2 separate regions of the Mus musculus genome follow, and region 2 is linked to region 1. The links are chromatin loops, found by intact Hi-C in ENCODE. Cell type or tissue: heart. All regions are shown on one strand.

Region 1 (8,000 bases):
TGCAGCCAACATAGTACAGATTCCTAAGTAAAATACTTCCAGTGAGGGTAACTATCCATCAAACCTGCAGCTTGGGAAGCAGTCTAGAAAGTGTAAATGTTGAGTAACTCTCACAAAGGGTGAATAACTTGAGACATAATTATATGAAAATGTAGCCCGTTATTAATTTCACATGCAGATAGATCTACAGCCTTGCCACGCAGAGCGTGTTCATTCTTTAGTAGAAGAGCATGCTTTCTCCACTTTTGCTTCTGTCTTTCCCATTCAGTTAGGCGATTTTCCACATGGTAAGTATGGAGCTTCAGACAGCAACATCTCTTAGATGTGTGCAGGGCATATGCACACACAGAGAGTAGGTGAGGTAGGAAATCCAGGGTCACTTTCTTGGGAGGTACACAATCTCCCCATGTAGTTTAGGCTGGGCTTGAATTTACTTTGTAGTCCCAGCAAGCCTTGAACTCAAGATATTCCTTTTTTCTACTTCTCAGTCCAAGCCTACTTTTGTTTAAGAAATGATCCTTAGTTCCTTTCTGGAGAGATCTAATCATTCAGATAGGTAATAATTAATTAGTACTCACAATGTCAATGATTGCCAATGATGCTCCACCTGTTTTAGAAAGAGTTAGTTTCTGTTTCAGAAAACAGAGAATTCTTTTATTTCAGTTTCACCCTGCTAACATGCTTTATGCTCTTCACCTAAAAACTATCTCTATTTACTGGTGTATTTTGCTAACTAAGTTTATGTTAACTTACATGAATCAGGAAAACCATACACATAAAAGGAGAAATATGTGATGCTTCAATATATGAAAATTTTGTATAATGTTTAAATAGAAGTAAATATATCCATTTTTTAAATATACATTGTTTCAGGTTTTTTTTTTTTATTGTGACCCCAGTCTTTAACAGCTGAGCCATATCTCTTGTCCATAATTCTTTCTTCTAACTGACTTGAAGCATATAGTTCATTTTTGTTTTATATAATTACCACACTGTGCAATAAAATGCAAGCCAGAACTTCTTACTTCCGATTGACTGCAACTTACCTTTCTCTTGTCCTCTACTGTCTACTCTCCAGGCCTCTCGTTCTGCTCTTGGCTTCTACAAACTCAGTTTCCTTAGATTAAGTGTGTGAGGTCATGTGGTAATGTCTTTCTGTGCCTGGCTTATTTCATAAAGATATGCCCTCTAGGCCTATCTGCATTGCCATGAGTCACAGGATTTTATTCTTTTCTGTACAACAGAAACATTGTGTATAAGTGTATCATTTTTTCTTTACACATCCATTTGCTTTTCAATCTAATTAATTAGTTTTTAATTGGTTTTAAGCATGTAGAACATAGTGCGCTTTACTTTGTTCTATTCCCCCACTATTCTTTCCCACTGATTCCTTCTCTTGGATATACATCTTTTTAATAATGAAATTGGCAGGTCAAAGAAAACACCTGTTTATTAGTGCACACTATACAATAGACAAGGAGTGAGGGGGGAAGCCCAAGGATCCACCAGGAGATGCGCAATCAGAAGGAGGGAGCAGTGTTATGTTCGGGAGAGTGTCATGGCATACCTGTCAAATGAAGGCAGAGGAATGAGTCTGGAGAACAGAGGGAAAGACGCTGTTGGCGAAAGCCTAGCTGATTACCTCATGGTTCCAAATCCTCCAAGGAAAAACAAAGTCAGTAAATACTAAATATCCCAACCTACACTTTCATTGTATATTTTTGACAACTTCCTCTAATAAGAATTGGTAGCTGAGGGGTTGGTGAGATGGCTCAGCAGGTAAAAACACTTGGCTGCCAGACCTGGCGACCAGAGTTCAATCCCTGGAACTTGCATGGTGGAAGAAGAGTGCCAGCACACACAAACTGTCCTCTGACCTCCACACACATGCTGTGACCCACACACTTACCCATCCCCCATAAATAAATACAATTTATTTTAAAAGAATATTAAGCTGGGCATGGTGGTCCACATCCATAATTCTAGCACCTGGGATGTGGAAGCAGAGAAGCAGAAGAATTTACAGATCTGTATCTCAGAAAAAATTAAGACATTACATCATTTTTCCATTGTGAACACAAATTATAAGTTTTATGATTGTGTTTTCAAATTCTTTATTGAATTCTGTTAAACAAACATTAATTTTGTGTTCTGGATTCCAAATACTAAATAAGTTTGGGAGGCAGATATGTGAAGGTATAACTACTGTACTATGCACTGTGTCTTTGTGCCTGGACTTTTTATGGTAGTCCACCAGCAGATGTAAACTCTGTGTTTAATATCTTAGAGAATGTCATCCTGGCCCTCTCTGATGCTCCATTCACAGCCACTGAGACCTGCAGAGCAATTGTTTTGAACCTGCTTCTTCAGATCCTTTCCTACTGCACAGCCTCTAGCTGAGAGGCTCTGGAAAGACCCTTCTATTTGTAGACTCTTCTTTGTCTCTGTCTCTGTTCCTTTCTCCAGAAGACCCAAATTCGTCTCCCATTGGTTGCCAAAATAAATTACTTCAAACTTTGTAGACTTTATGAAAACAAATGTATTCTCTTACAGTTGGTGAGGTGGGAAAAGAATCCTGTCCAGGTCTCACAGGGCAAAAGTCAAGGCACGGGCAGGCAGAGCAGGGTTCCTTTCTGTGGTCTCTGGGGAGACATGTTTGCTATTTCCTTGCTTTTGCCAGCTTTCATTGACTGTTCTCGTTGGTCCACGGTCATCTTCACTCTCTTAAAGGCAGCAAAGTCAACTCAAGTCCTCCCAAGGTTGCATTACTCTGACCTCATCTCTTCTGTCTCTTCTCTGTTTATAAGCATCCCTGTGATTTCACCTCTTGACTTTAAAATTTGAGAATTAATAACTTTTCTTTTTTCTATTTAATCTCCCTTTGTTATATAATGAAGTATATTCATAGCTTCTGGAGACGAGGATGTGGATATCTTTGGGAAGATCTTTCCTTGGCCCATCAAAGTCACAGCATCTTTTGCAGTGTGTGTCCTAACTGTAGGACAATCTTCTGTGTTTTTCTTCATGTTTCTGACACAGTCTTAAAGTGATGCCTTTTTTTTCCTGTTGCGTGTACAAGTGTATGTGTGCATGCATCTCTGCATCCCTGTGTGTGTGCATGTGTGCACACTTGTGTATTCCAAGTACTGTACTTAGGTGCTTGTTTTCTGTAGGCAAGCACTCTAATGGCTGACCTTTTCCTCCATCCTTCTTAAGAAGTTTCTGTCACTGTTGTCACTCTCCCTCTGTGTTGATTGAGAGCTCCACTTGAGAGCACTAAGGTGTTTTTGTAGATAGCAGACCATAGTTACACTAGGAGGAGTCACATGACCTCAGGGAGATGATGCCATGTGTGTGATTATGTCAGTCACTAATATTGCAGACATTAAGTTCTTTTATCTCTACTTCCTCTGGGCTATAGATTCTTTTTTCTCCAGCAATTTTGCTCTCTGGAATTTCCTATCTCCTTGTCACATCCAGTGCTAGATAGGTAAGCATGGATTAAAGTCAGCATTTTTTTCACATAAAAATGGACTGGGGAGGAGAGCAAAATCAATATTCTCATGGTGAAGTGTTCTCAGGACAAGCGTGTCACATCTTCCCTGTCCTGGGTGCTAAACTCTACCCATCAAACGCTTTCTGCACACGTTCTCCACTAACCATGAGCTGGGATGAACATTTGGACAGTACCATGCCTTTTGGTGGTCCCCAAAGAAAAACGCTGGCTTTTTTTCTAGCCCATTTTGTATCCATTTTATGATGTGAAAACGATTTTACCCAACTTTACATTGTGTTTTGAATTTTTTTCCTTGAACAGCTTTTTTGGATTTGGTCCCATGACTCAAGAATCCCATGGGCACATTATTTTCAGTCACAGTTTTTCATTTTCAAAGTTATGTCGCCTTGAGACATTTGCTTATTCTCTGGGGATGAGGTTTCCAGAAAAATGGGAAGTTTTGTTTGTTTCAGCTTTGTTTTTATATTTTAAAGTCCCTAGCCGGCTTATGGTAATACCACATCGGATCCCATAATGCTTTATTCTGTATGTGAGTTTAAACTCCCGGAGGCTCTCCCAAGTGGTTCTAAGAAAATACATGAGAAACAATCCTTCCTCACCAAGGCACAGCAGGATCGCCTCAAAATAACATTGAATCTCTCACACAACACCTCATGCAACTGGGAGAATCAACCCACCAGAACTTTCTGACCTAGACTTTTGTTTGTTTCCACCTTCTGAACCTTGTTCAGATCTCCTCATGAAGTAAACCCTCCGTGCTGACAGGACACCACACGTGCTAACTCACAGCTTGGGCCCCTGACAGAAGTCTGCTGGGAAAAGCTGCTAAGCATCGTTGGTCTTATCAACAGACTTCAGTGATGAGTGTGGCATTTCAGTGACACTAGGCCAGGAACCAGGCTGTTCAGACATACCAGTCAACACCTCCCTTTGCATTCCTCTGGCTAATCAGTACATATATGGTCTTGGGAATAAGAAATAAGTGAAGCTGCCTGCTGCCCACAGAAGGACACTACCTGTGTTTAGCGAGTGTTGAATTGCTTGTGTGCTGATCGGTTTCATTGTGCTGTGTTGCTTCGCATCCAGTAGTTATGAACAACAGTAGACAAATGTGAGGACGAAGGTTGCCTCTCTTGGGGTCTGGTTTCAGAGGAACCCAGCTGGTGACTGTAGCCTGCGCTAAAGGATTTAACCAGCCTTTATGGGTATCTGCCAATTTTTGTTTTACACACAGTGATATTAGATCATCAACCTAGAGGTTGAAATTTGACTTGGTTTGATCCAGTTCCAAGTTCTTAAACATGTGGGACTGAGAAGGTTGCAGGGCTGTGTGTGGGTCCCTTCTGACCAAAATGAGTTGGTGCTGCTGTGGGTTCCAGGAACCCAGTTTCTCCTTGTGGCTGTCAGGAGACCACCTGGGCCATCCATGTCAGAGAAACTGCTCATGGTTTAAGAAGGCATTGTGAAAGACCACATTATTTAAAATATTTAACAGCATGATAAAATACTCATTGTTATCAAATATAGTAGTAACAGGATATGGAAATTACCCTGAAAACCAGGAGACTGTCTGTCTGTCTGTCTGTCTGTCTGTCTTGGTTAGGTTTTCTATTGCTGTGATGAAACACCATGACCAAAAGGCAAGCTGAGGAGAAGAGGGTTTATCTGGCTCACACGTCCACATCACTGTTCATCACTGAAGGACATCAGGACAGGAACTCACACAGGGCAGGAATCTGGAGGCAGGAGCTGATGCAGAGATCCTGGAGGGTGCTGCTTACTGGCTTGCTCCCCATGGCTTGCTCAGGCTGCGTTTTCACAGAACCTAGGACCACCAGCCCAGGAGTGGCCCCACCCACAATGGGCTCGGCCCTCCCCCATCAATCACTAATTAAGAAAATGCTCCAAAGCCAGATCTTATTGGCTGCATTTTCTCAACTGAGGTTCACTCCTTTCAGAAAACTTTAGCTTATTCAAGTTGAAACAAAAATATTCACCACATTATCTGCGGGCTGTCCTGGAGAGGAAGTAAAAGTCATTAAAATAGATCATCGTGAACTTGGTGTTTAATTCTATGTTACATTTAAACCTTCCTTTTTTAGCCCTCTGCCCTGTCTCAGGATAGTCTACAGTCTTGCTGTGCTTTTGCTATTCACCAGAGCCATTTCTTATAAAAAGAATTAAAATGTTTAAAGCAGATATTCCAAGATATTCTGAATTTTCCAGTTCAAACCTCAATTGAACTGGATTTAGTCTGAACTGGACAGGTTGTGGCTGACTAAACATATTTTTTTTTGTGGTTATCAGTTTTCATTTATTGTATCCTATGGCCATCGTAAACATAAGAGAGAATAATTATTTTTTAGTATGAAATATACCCAAAAGAAGTTTTAAATTTTGTAGTTTTAAAGCATCATATGGAATCCTGTTCATATGCATATTTCTTAATCTTTTATGTAAAATAGATTGATTCATTTAATTATTTTTTTTCAGTAGAGAAATGAAAACCTATCATGGAGTGAGCAATTTACACATATGTGAAGAGTCAAATTTAGGCGGTATGTATGCAGTGTGCAGAGGTAATTTTAATGTATAGGTCTTGATCACACTTACATATGATTTGAAGCAGATGATTATGGAATGTGTAAGTTTCATATACATCTCCTGACGTAACAGGTTGCTTTCCCATGCTACATGACTGAGTGCGGCTTTCACTGACCTCACTACAGCCAGCACCACCTGTGCATGGGCTTGGTGCCCTCTCTGCTATTGTCTCGAGGTCACAGCAGGTAAATGCTGAACTCAGTTGTCTGCAGTGTGGGCTCAGGCATGTCGTGTTAGTCCGTGCTCCACAATTGCCATAAAAAACATCTTCCACTGCTTTCCAGGAAACACAAAAAATTCAGAAGGGAAGCTTTTTGAAATTCACTCCTTATTTTCCTTACGCGGTCCTGGGTGGTGCCAGAGGAAGGGGGGTTGGGTCATCTAATTAAGCAGCAGTAATCTCTTCAGGTCATAGGAACAAAATGGGGGTGAAAAAGACAGAGTCGGAAAGAGATGCCTCACACTTACCTCTATCTTATAACTAATGTGTGTCGTGTGGTTACCCTGTAGACCTCGACTTTTTTATGCGCAAACCCAAAATTAGCCTAGAACTAGTGGTTGTCAGGTGACAGAGGCCCAGAAGAATCATAGGCTCTGGCAGCGACTGCCAAAGACAATGAGCAAGGAGACACAAGGAAGCCCATTTCTCCATTTTTCAGATCACCACCCTGTTATCTGCTCTTGCAATATTGATTGTGGGCATACTTTTTTGAGCTAGTTTATTGGGTCCTATTAATCTACCCCCCTACCAGCCCTTATTCCACCCCAATCCCTACCAATCCCCCAACACTAGGTGGGAAAGAGAGAAGGTTAGAAGAGAAAGAGGGCATAGACCTCTTAAGACTACTTCCTGCTGATTAGGGGTGATAAGTTCCTTGGGGCAAGTCCAATCTCCATCTTCAGCATATCTCCAACCAACAACCCAGAAAACCACCAAGCCAGCATTCCAGCAAGCCAGCAATAGCAAATGCAGCAGCAGAGACCACCAGCAGCAGGGGGCGCAGCAGCCCGGGCAGCGGCAGACTCCATGGGCCTTCTCAGAGCTCCTGTTTGTACCTCTCAGGAGTCCCCAGAATTACAAACATAAACTATCTGCAGCTGGCAAAAAAGCATGCCCCTCCCCTCCCAGATCATGAGACAGTCAAAGTCAGCGCTGTGGACAATCTGAAACAGCTCCATACCCCACACCTGGGATTAAAACAAAAACATTCACATAACATTACTGTGTTTTTAAAGAAACCAAAATTCCCACTACAGTAGGTAGTTTTTTATGGCTTCCAAACAAAACAGACACACTCATCACTGATGCAGGATCTTTTAGTTTGGAGGGACATGGAACCACTTGTTCAAAGGGGCGAGATTCAGCCACACTTTATTTTTAACACACCTGATGATGTTTGAATAGGAATTTTAAAAGCTTGCTTAGTCTACAGGCCTGCTGTCCATTTTATCCACATGCTTTGTTGTGGGGGTGTGGCTTTCGACACTACTGTGTCATTATGTTCCTCAGTGATTTCAGCATGGGATGAAGTCATAGCCACCAGTTGTGAGTAGGAGTCTTGTAAAAAAAAAAAAAAAAAAAGGCAAAAAAAAAGGCAAGCTGGCTGGGGACACAGCTCAGCAGCAGAGCCCTTGCTTAGCATGTGTGAGACCCTGGGTTCAAGCCATGGAAGAGTAAAGTAAAACTATAGATAGGAAATGTTTTTAAAGATTTATGTATTTACTTTACTTTTCCCATTTCCTGTATGTGTGCGGGGGGTGGGGGTGGGGGAGGAGACAGAGAGTGTACACGTGAGTTCAGGTGTCTGAGGAGATTCTCTGAAGCTGCAGATATAGGTACTTGTGAGTCGCCTGGCATACATGCTGGGAATCAAACTCT
Region 2 (8,000 bases), 260 kb before region 1:
TTTTTTTCACCTGGAAGAAAAAAAAGTAGGAAAAATTATTATTATTATTATTTTGCTACAAAATCTAGCTGTCCCCAAAAGATGGTGGTTAATGAATGTTTATTGATTTAATGAAAATATAGGTCAATCAGATCAAAATAGGAAAGACCAAAACTCTATTATAGCAAGAAATCTCCCCAGCCCTGGCTGTATCCACAGCTATATCTGTATAGACCATGATATGGATAAAGATATTTCAGTGTTCCTTAAAAATAGCAGTGTTTTTTCCTCTTTATTCAGGTTAATGATAGCCCAAATCTTCCAGACATGACACAGAAAATTCTGTGGTAAAAGAGGAAACATTGCTTCAGACTGAGGCACAAAATACAAGAATCTAATTCTCTGACTAAAAACTTGAGCATGCCCGAGTGAGTGAGGGGTTGCACATGGCAGGAACGGGCAGCAACGCTGTCTAATGCGTTAAAGTGTTCATTTAAAGCCAAATGTCTGCTTTTCTCTGCTTTGTGCACTCACACTGGTTCCATCTCCAGCACCACAGAGAGAAAGAAAAGATCACTGATGGAGACAAGAGGTTTAGTTTGAAATGCTTGAAACCCTGCAAAACCCACATATTTTTAAGTCTCCACACTTCTACCCATCAGAAACCACCATGATACTTGTCAATGGTGTTCTGTGAGTGACAGGTTATCCCAGGCCGCCACACCGTTTGGTTTGCCATGGGCTATCTGGTTTCTTAGTATCGTGCAAGCATCCTATCTAGCTAGGACAGGACAGGCACTGTGCCGAACACATCACATGCTGCTGCTGTCTAGTATAATGATAACAATCAAGTCATCCACAGGTTCTCCAGGAAGACAGGGAAGCTGAGAGGAAGGTCAAAGGTGGTGACGAGCCTACAACCCTGAGGCAGCCTGATCTGACTCCACACCCGAGCTTTAACCACCAGGTCATCCTGTCTCTCTTATTTCCATGCTTTATTTGCATCAACAACATACTTAAGATGTCTCCAGAATTTGGATGACGCAGCAGAACATTGGAAGGAGTGTTCAGGTATTATCAAAGAGTTCTTATGTTATATCGCCTTCAAAGGGCGGGTGGTCCCTGGTGCTCAGTAAATCTAGATTTCTCCTCTTATACTTTAAGACACTTAGAAAACAAAAGGAAGGCTGGTGCTGAGAAAATAGCAACCAAAAGTCAATTGCTCCTCCCCTTTGGGTATTTTGTACTTTTCTTTCATTAATCTGTAAATGAGGACAGTAACTTCATTTATGGGCAGTGGTCTGTGTATCTATGGCGTATACACCTAATCCTAAATTTTAAGACTCAATCTTTTTGAGTCTGCTCAAGGGTGACCACATTTAGGGATTTTTGACAGTTGTCATGGGACATTATTAAGTTTAGGCTTAATATAAGTGTACCAAATAAGAGATGCTGACATGCTATAAGAAGTATAGGGGAACACCTGCTGTCAGTCCCACATGCTTTTGCCTTGCCAAACAGCAATATACATCGCATCTCACAGGCACCAACTGGTTCTTGACTTGGGCATCACAATTTATACAGACAGAACAACATCTGTAACACATCAGGAGTCTTGAATGAGTGAAGTGACTGTGTTTTCACAGCCAAAAGGCTGCTGGATGTCATCCTGTCTCACGGCTGGGCTATAGGTGTTCACCCGCTGCTGTGATTTCAAAGTGATGGGCCTGCCATTTACTTCTGTCACTTCTGCTCACCCTTAATTGTAAGTGGTTACAGATTTTCTCTCCCGTCTCTAATAGTCCGGAATAACTGGCTGAATTATTAGTAGGTCTACAAATATCATCTTTCCATTTCCCACATGTAGACCAGAATGCCAAGTACAAAGCTTTTTACGATCTGCCTCCCTCTCAGGATAGTGAGGGGAGGCACAAGTCTTTCAATTCCTTGATTGCTTTATGATTTATGGTTCCTGGTTTCCCAATGGGAATGGAATATTTAGTAATAGTTATCTTAAAAATGAGAGACAGAGGTCTTTCCCATAAACAAAATGGCTTCATGGTCTATTAGAATCATCCAGGAGGGGAGTTCATGAGCCATTTGGGTGTCACAGGCACTGCACAGCTCACGTAGAGCTCAGTGGTCCTCATTGCCACAGGTACTGAGAAAGCTACAGTCATGGCTTCCTATCAGGGTGTGAGCCAGCTGCCAGTAAAACCTCTTTCCTTCCTTCCTTCCTCCCTCCCTCCCTCCCTCCCTCCCTCCCTCCCTCCCTCCCTCCCTCCCTCCCTCCCTCCCTCCCTCCCTCCTTCCTTCCTCCCTCCTTCCCTCCCTCCCTCCCTTTCTTCCTTCCTTCCTTTCCTTCCTTCCTTGCTTCCCTCCAGCAAAGACACTACCAAGAACTCATTTCTCTTGACACCTCTTGTCAGCTCACCACATCTAAGGGACATCTGTCAAAAACATGTGGATGCCATATTGTTACAGAGTGAAAAACACAAAACCAAATAAAAGAAACCTCTTTCGAATCCATGCTTTCCCAAGGACGGATCTGTAGCTCATTTTGGTATATTTCAGTCAAGCTTTGCCGGGCATCTGGCTCTAGAGCCAGAGCTCTAGAGAAGCAACTCACATTCAGACCAGAAGGACATGTCTATGGAGTCAGCATCTTTCCTTTTGTGGGTCTAGAGTTTGGTGGCATACAAAAGCTGACCCCTTAGTGCTTTCCCTAGTTAATACATCAGATTCTCAGAGCAAATGTCCACTTGCCATTAGTAATTTGGAAAATCCAACGGCGCCCAAACCGCACACATACTTAGGGCAGGTAATTTACATGGTATGGTTGCCAAGGTGTTTCATAGCCAATCTTTAAAAACAGATGAGTTGATGGCTGTGTGGGAATCAGAAACAACTACAAGAAGAAAAAAAAAATTAAACCAAGAACTTTTTTTTTTTCAAGTTCTCTGTGGTTTTGTTCTCTGGAGAAGACAAATTATCCACTCTCCTTGGACACATCCTCTGACTTTCATATGCTTTCGCCCCAGGTCTGCTGGGGTGAGGCCACTAAGGGTGGTGTAATCAGAGGTGGCTTATCTACAAACAGTTCCAGGGTTCTGCACATGAAAGACAAGAAGTGCCCTTTAAAGGACAGGACAGCACTGAGCAAATCGCCCAGACCTCCACCAGCAGGCAGATTTCCAACCCCAGCTGCCATCGTGGTGTGAGGAGGGCTCCACAGAGGTTGGTTCTTCACAGTAAGTGTCCTTGGCACTCAGGGTGCAGGATAGGAAGAGACCAACTTCACCAGGAGGCTTTGGAGCAAGCGCCCTGGGCCTTGATGCGCCTGAAAGCTTGTGTGGAGAAAAAGATCCTCCCACTCCCGGCTCCCCTTTCCTAAAAATCCGAGACAAAGCTCAATGGTCTTGTCCGGTGTCCACCCCCACTCCCCCCAGTGTTCGTCTCCCAGGAAAGCGCCCCACACTGGGCGTCCCGGGAGGTAAGTGCCAGGCCGGTCTGTTGCGTTTCCCTGGAGCTGCGAGACACCCCTGCTCCTCCCAGCAGATTGCCCCGGCAGCGACCCTATCCCTAGTTCCAGCCCTGGTTCCAAAAAGAAAGACTTGCACCGACCTTAGAGCTCCTCGGAAGCAGACAGCTCCAGGTCCGCGCACGGGCCAGCCGGAGCCTGAGCTGGAGAACGAGGGTGGCGCGCAGGGTGGCGGGTGACCAGGGCTGCAGCACAGTCTCAGCTCGGGGAAACTTCCCCGGACAGCCAGGCTTCTCTAGGGGGAGATCTTGCTCAGCCTGCAAGCTCCAGCGATGGTCCGGTGGATCAGAGAGAGGCTCCCCACCTCCTAGACACAGTTGCCAGACTAGAAGGGATGGGTGTGCGCGCGAGGCTCCCAAGGAAAAGCAAACTCCGGAGGAACACGCCTCCCGCGATCTTCCTTAGACTCCACAGGCTCCTAGACCTTCCTCTCTACTCTGGGACCTAACTGCAAGAGCGCTATCCCGCCTGCCCTCCAGGGAGCAGCCACCAAGCTGCAAAGCTGCTGCCCCCGCCAGGCCCTGAAGGGCAGGGATCTTTAACTATTTCCTTCCTGAGAAGTTGGTTAGTCTAGGATGGGTAGGATTGAAAGTAGAGAGCAACAGACCAGACTCAAGGTTGTGCCCTGTTTTAGGAAGAAACTCGAGGCACTTGAGCCCGTGAGTACGGGAGAGTTTGATCAGCAGGGGAAGCCAGGGAATTTGGGCTGTGTCTCCTGTCAACTTTGCTTAGCTTGTTAGCACTCCTCACCTTAGAGGAAGTTATGGAACCCAGGTGGACAGCATGTCTTTGGCTCAAATTTGACCTGCAAGACCACTAAGCCTTAGCCCAAGGCAAAAGGGAGCTGGGGAGTCTGTGGAAGGGTCTAGGGTGTGCTCAGAGAAATGATCATGTCTGACAATGAATGGGGAGACCCTTCAGAAGGCAGTGTCTTTATCACAGAGTGTGTCAAGTCACGATAAGATGGGGAGTGGGAGGAGAGATAAGGGCCAAACATCAGGGCTCCTGGGGAAGAAGGCTTGGCTGTACGGATGCCCTAGGACCTCATTGGTTCCCTACCGTATCTATAGTGGAATTGGACCTCAGTTTGTTCTAGGACCTCTAGGAGAAGGGAGAGACAGGACTTATATCTAGCCCCTGGGAAAGAATTTTAGCAACAGCTTCCTCATAGTGTGGTGGCTAGATTCCAAGAACAAATATCCCAAGAGAAAGGACATAGAAACTGCCACCTACTTAAGGCCCAGGTCCAGATAGTGACACAAAGGGGCTTCTGCTTAATTCTGTCAGTCACCAATTCCAGATTAAAGGGTGAGGGCACAGAGACCCTACTTGACAGGGGTCATTTTGTAAAACTGTCACAGCCATCAGCAGAACACCTCGGTGGAAAGGATTTTAATATTCTTCTGGGACTGTTGGAGCAGGCATTACCCTGTCCACTAATCTAGTGTTTATCTAGCGTTTCTCTAGGAAGGATCCACAAAAATTGTCTCAGTCAGCTCTGAAGGGGTACGCTTTTGTGGCGACAGCTTGGCAGGCTGACATTATTTTCCAGGAAGAAAAGTTATTGCCTTCTTCCAGAAGACTGTTCATAACTTGGTATGTGAAATGTTCTGGATCCCAGGCCCTCTCACCCCGTGACTAGGCACGTGGACAGTGCACCATCTGTGTAACTGAACATGTCTGTCAGGCTAGTCTTTGTAACAGCACCCCCAGGACCCCCTACCTTTTGCTGATCCCACTGTGGTATGGATTAAGCATTAAAAATTTCTCTTTCACATCCCTTAGGACAGTCACTATTTAAACACAAATGAAACTAGAAAATAAACTGGATTGTCAGGGGTGCTGAGAGGCAAACTCCTGACTACTGAGGCAACAGCAGTGGGAGCCCAATGGTGCTCCTCAAATAATTATGACTAAAATTACCAAGGGTCTAGCAATTCCAGTCCTGAATATGTGTATAAAATGGGCAACAAGGTTGGTGTTGTAGACAGAGTGAGGCTGAAGAACACAGAAACAGAATGGATGTTGGTCTGTGTTTTTTCTAAGGTTGGGCCCAAGAGACACATCAGCAGGAAGGTGCCTGCTTGTTTAGCATCAAGTTACTTCAGGTTAGTGTTTGTGTTAAATATTCAGAGAGAAAGAATTCCAGCTAACTGGCATATTTGGGAAATGTGCTTATTTGTACGTGAGTGTGTGTGTGTTTGAGTGTGTGTATGTGTGTGTGAGTGTGTGTATGTGTGTGAGTATGTGTGATGGTGAAAGATGACCTTGGGAAGTTGAGTGTGAGGCTTCAGTGCAAACGCCTTCACCCACTGAGTTATCTTCCAAACCCTTGATGTTTAACTGATTCCCCCAAAGGTCAGATGACAGCTTAGTTTCTTCTTAATGACATGGACTTCAGCTTGAGTGAGTCCATTTCGAATGTGTTTCTGTGCTGTTCTGTTGTTGTTTGCTTGTTTCAATTAACGCCGTGATCACATTTACAGAAAGGACCTAGAATAGTCAAAACCACAGAGAAGGTAAGCTGGTGACTCCTGGGGCTTGGAGAAGGGGGCTCACTGTTTCATGCGTTTCACTGTGTTTCACATGTGTTTCACTGTTTCATGCGTTTCACTGTGTTTCACTGTTTCATGCGTTTCACTGTGTTTCACATGTGTTTCACTGTTTCATGTGTTTCACATGTATTTCACTGTTTCATGTGTTTCACATGTGTTTCACTGTTTCATGCGTTTCACTGTGTTTCACATGTGTTTCACTGTTTCATGCGTTTCACTGTGTTTCACATATGTGTTTCACTGTTTCATGCGTTTGAGAGGTTTACTTTGGGTGATACTGAGGCTCTGTGATTCCGTGGTGGGAGCTGCACAACAATGGTGACATACTTAGTGCTCATGTACTGTGCACTGGAAAAGGTTAAAGCCACACATTTATACTATGCCTGGTTTGCCAGGAGGAAACAAATCTTCATGTTGAGATAAAAACCCACATTGCTGTGTGTTCTGTTTATCTATAAAGTAAATTAACTAAGAAAGACTTCATATCCAATAAACGTGCTTATGGAAGCCTTCAGACAGACCTGTAGCTAGGAAGCTTAGCCCTGCCTCATTGGAGGTGAGATCCTGTAGACTCTCTTTGTGGCTGTGAATTTAGCTTCTTTTCTCTGTTTTACTTTGAGGGCAATGACTGCAGTGAACTCCAATCAATCTCTTGGTGACGTTAGCGTCTGTTTCAGCTTTCCCTTCCCTGTAGCAAGACTCTCTCTGCCTCCGCCTCTGTGCTCTCTGTTGAGTTTCTGGTAGTACCTAAGGGGAGTCAGGATATTTCTTTCCAAGTTTTCTAAGCTTGACTTTCAAAAGTTGTTTGTTTTCCCTGAAAGGAACATTTAGGCTTGATGGTTTTCTAGACTTCAGGGAAACTTACTTTCCTTCTGCCTCCACCAGCTTGCTCAGTGAGCATTTCTGTCTTGGCACTTTTAGTGACTTTGTCTGGCAGAGAATAGTATTGATTTGATAAACAACCATAGATTAAGATGTACTCAAGACAGTACTTACGAACCAACCACTCCTGCTTCCTACGGCACATATTCACGTAAGTTTACTTCATAGTTCAGACCTGCGAATCCATCTCACAGTTGCTAAACTTCCAGGATCGTCAAACGTCAAACTCAGCCCACAGTAAAACACCAGTGTCTCAGCATTTTCTGACAATAAAGTATGCATTGTTCTTTTCTTTTCTTTTTTTTTTTTCCCAGAGGAAGGAGAACAGGAAGGTTTCAGGAACCACAAAGATAAAGGAAGGAAAGGAGAGGGAAATGTATAGGCAACAAGAGGCTGACAAAGATTACCACAGTGTTCATCTTGAGCTGTGTGAGGAGCAGGGTTAGACAGCCAGGCAGCACCTTTGGCCTGAGGTGAGATGTTTAGAATTGTCCCTAAGTGCTTTGGTTTCCAAAGCAAATTCGATTGACAAACAACTTGGGAGTTGGCTACAGATTCCTTGTTCAGTTATCTTTCTCATTGTTGTGAAAAGAAGGGCATGGTGGCAGGAAATTGTCAACCTGACTAGATCACCGTGGTGACCTACCTCTGGGCATATCTAGAGGGTGTTTCTAGAAAGCAAATGAAGAAGGAAGTCCCACCCTAAATGTGGGCGGTGCTATTCTATATGTGGTACCATTCTAAGAGCAGGAACTTGAACTTGATCAAGGCTTTAGCTGTTTGTTTCCAGAGAAGAGAGCGAAGAGGCAGCAAGAGAAGCAAAGAACACGAGGAAGCGAACAGCTTGAAGGTCGACTTTAACCAGGACTGCCAGCAAGCCAGCCAGGACAGGGGAGTCCCTTCTCCACCCCACCCTACACTAAAGAGATTTAAAGAAGGGCAGACAGGACAGGATCAGGACATTTGCTTTGTCTTGGTTTAGGTCCAGGTTTAGAAAACCATTTCTACCTGGGCAGTGGTGGCGCATGCCTTTGATCCCAGCA

The links. Peaks named below come from ENCODE experiments on the same cell type or tissue, not always from the same donor. Only the 100,000 strongest peaks of a DNase experiment are listed, where the experiment ranks them.
Region 2: it touches region 1 in a loop (3-fold over the local background); 2 of 42 quality-filtered maps call a loop at or near these places.

Annotation. Positions count from the first base shown.
Region 1 is chr8:77,984,146-77,992,145 of GRCm38, forward strand. No RefSeq gene overlaps it. Among named protein-coding and RNA genes, the nearest start is that of Gm29895, 57 kb to the right of the region's middle. RefSeq lists an enhancer at 3,170-4,990. In heart, no CTCF peak of the experiment used is centred here; a DNase peak (open chromatin) is centred at 4,326; H3K27ac peaks cover 4,165 bases.
Region 2 is chr8:77,720,493-77,728,492 of GRCm38, forward strand. Ednra (endothelin receptor type A) reads right to left here and starts at 3,960. Exons shown (of 8, transcript NM_010332.2): 1 at 3,604-3,960; 2 at 1-10. LOC108167319 (a long non-coding RNA gene) reads left to right here and starts at 3,093. Exons shown (of 4, transcript XR_003947564.1): 1 at 3,093-3,230; 2 at 6,007-6,039. In heart, a CTCF peak has its summit at 4,026; DNase peaks (open chromatin) are centred at 3,169 and 3,839; H3K4me3 peaks cover 4,529 bases; H3K27ac peaks cover 5,239 bases.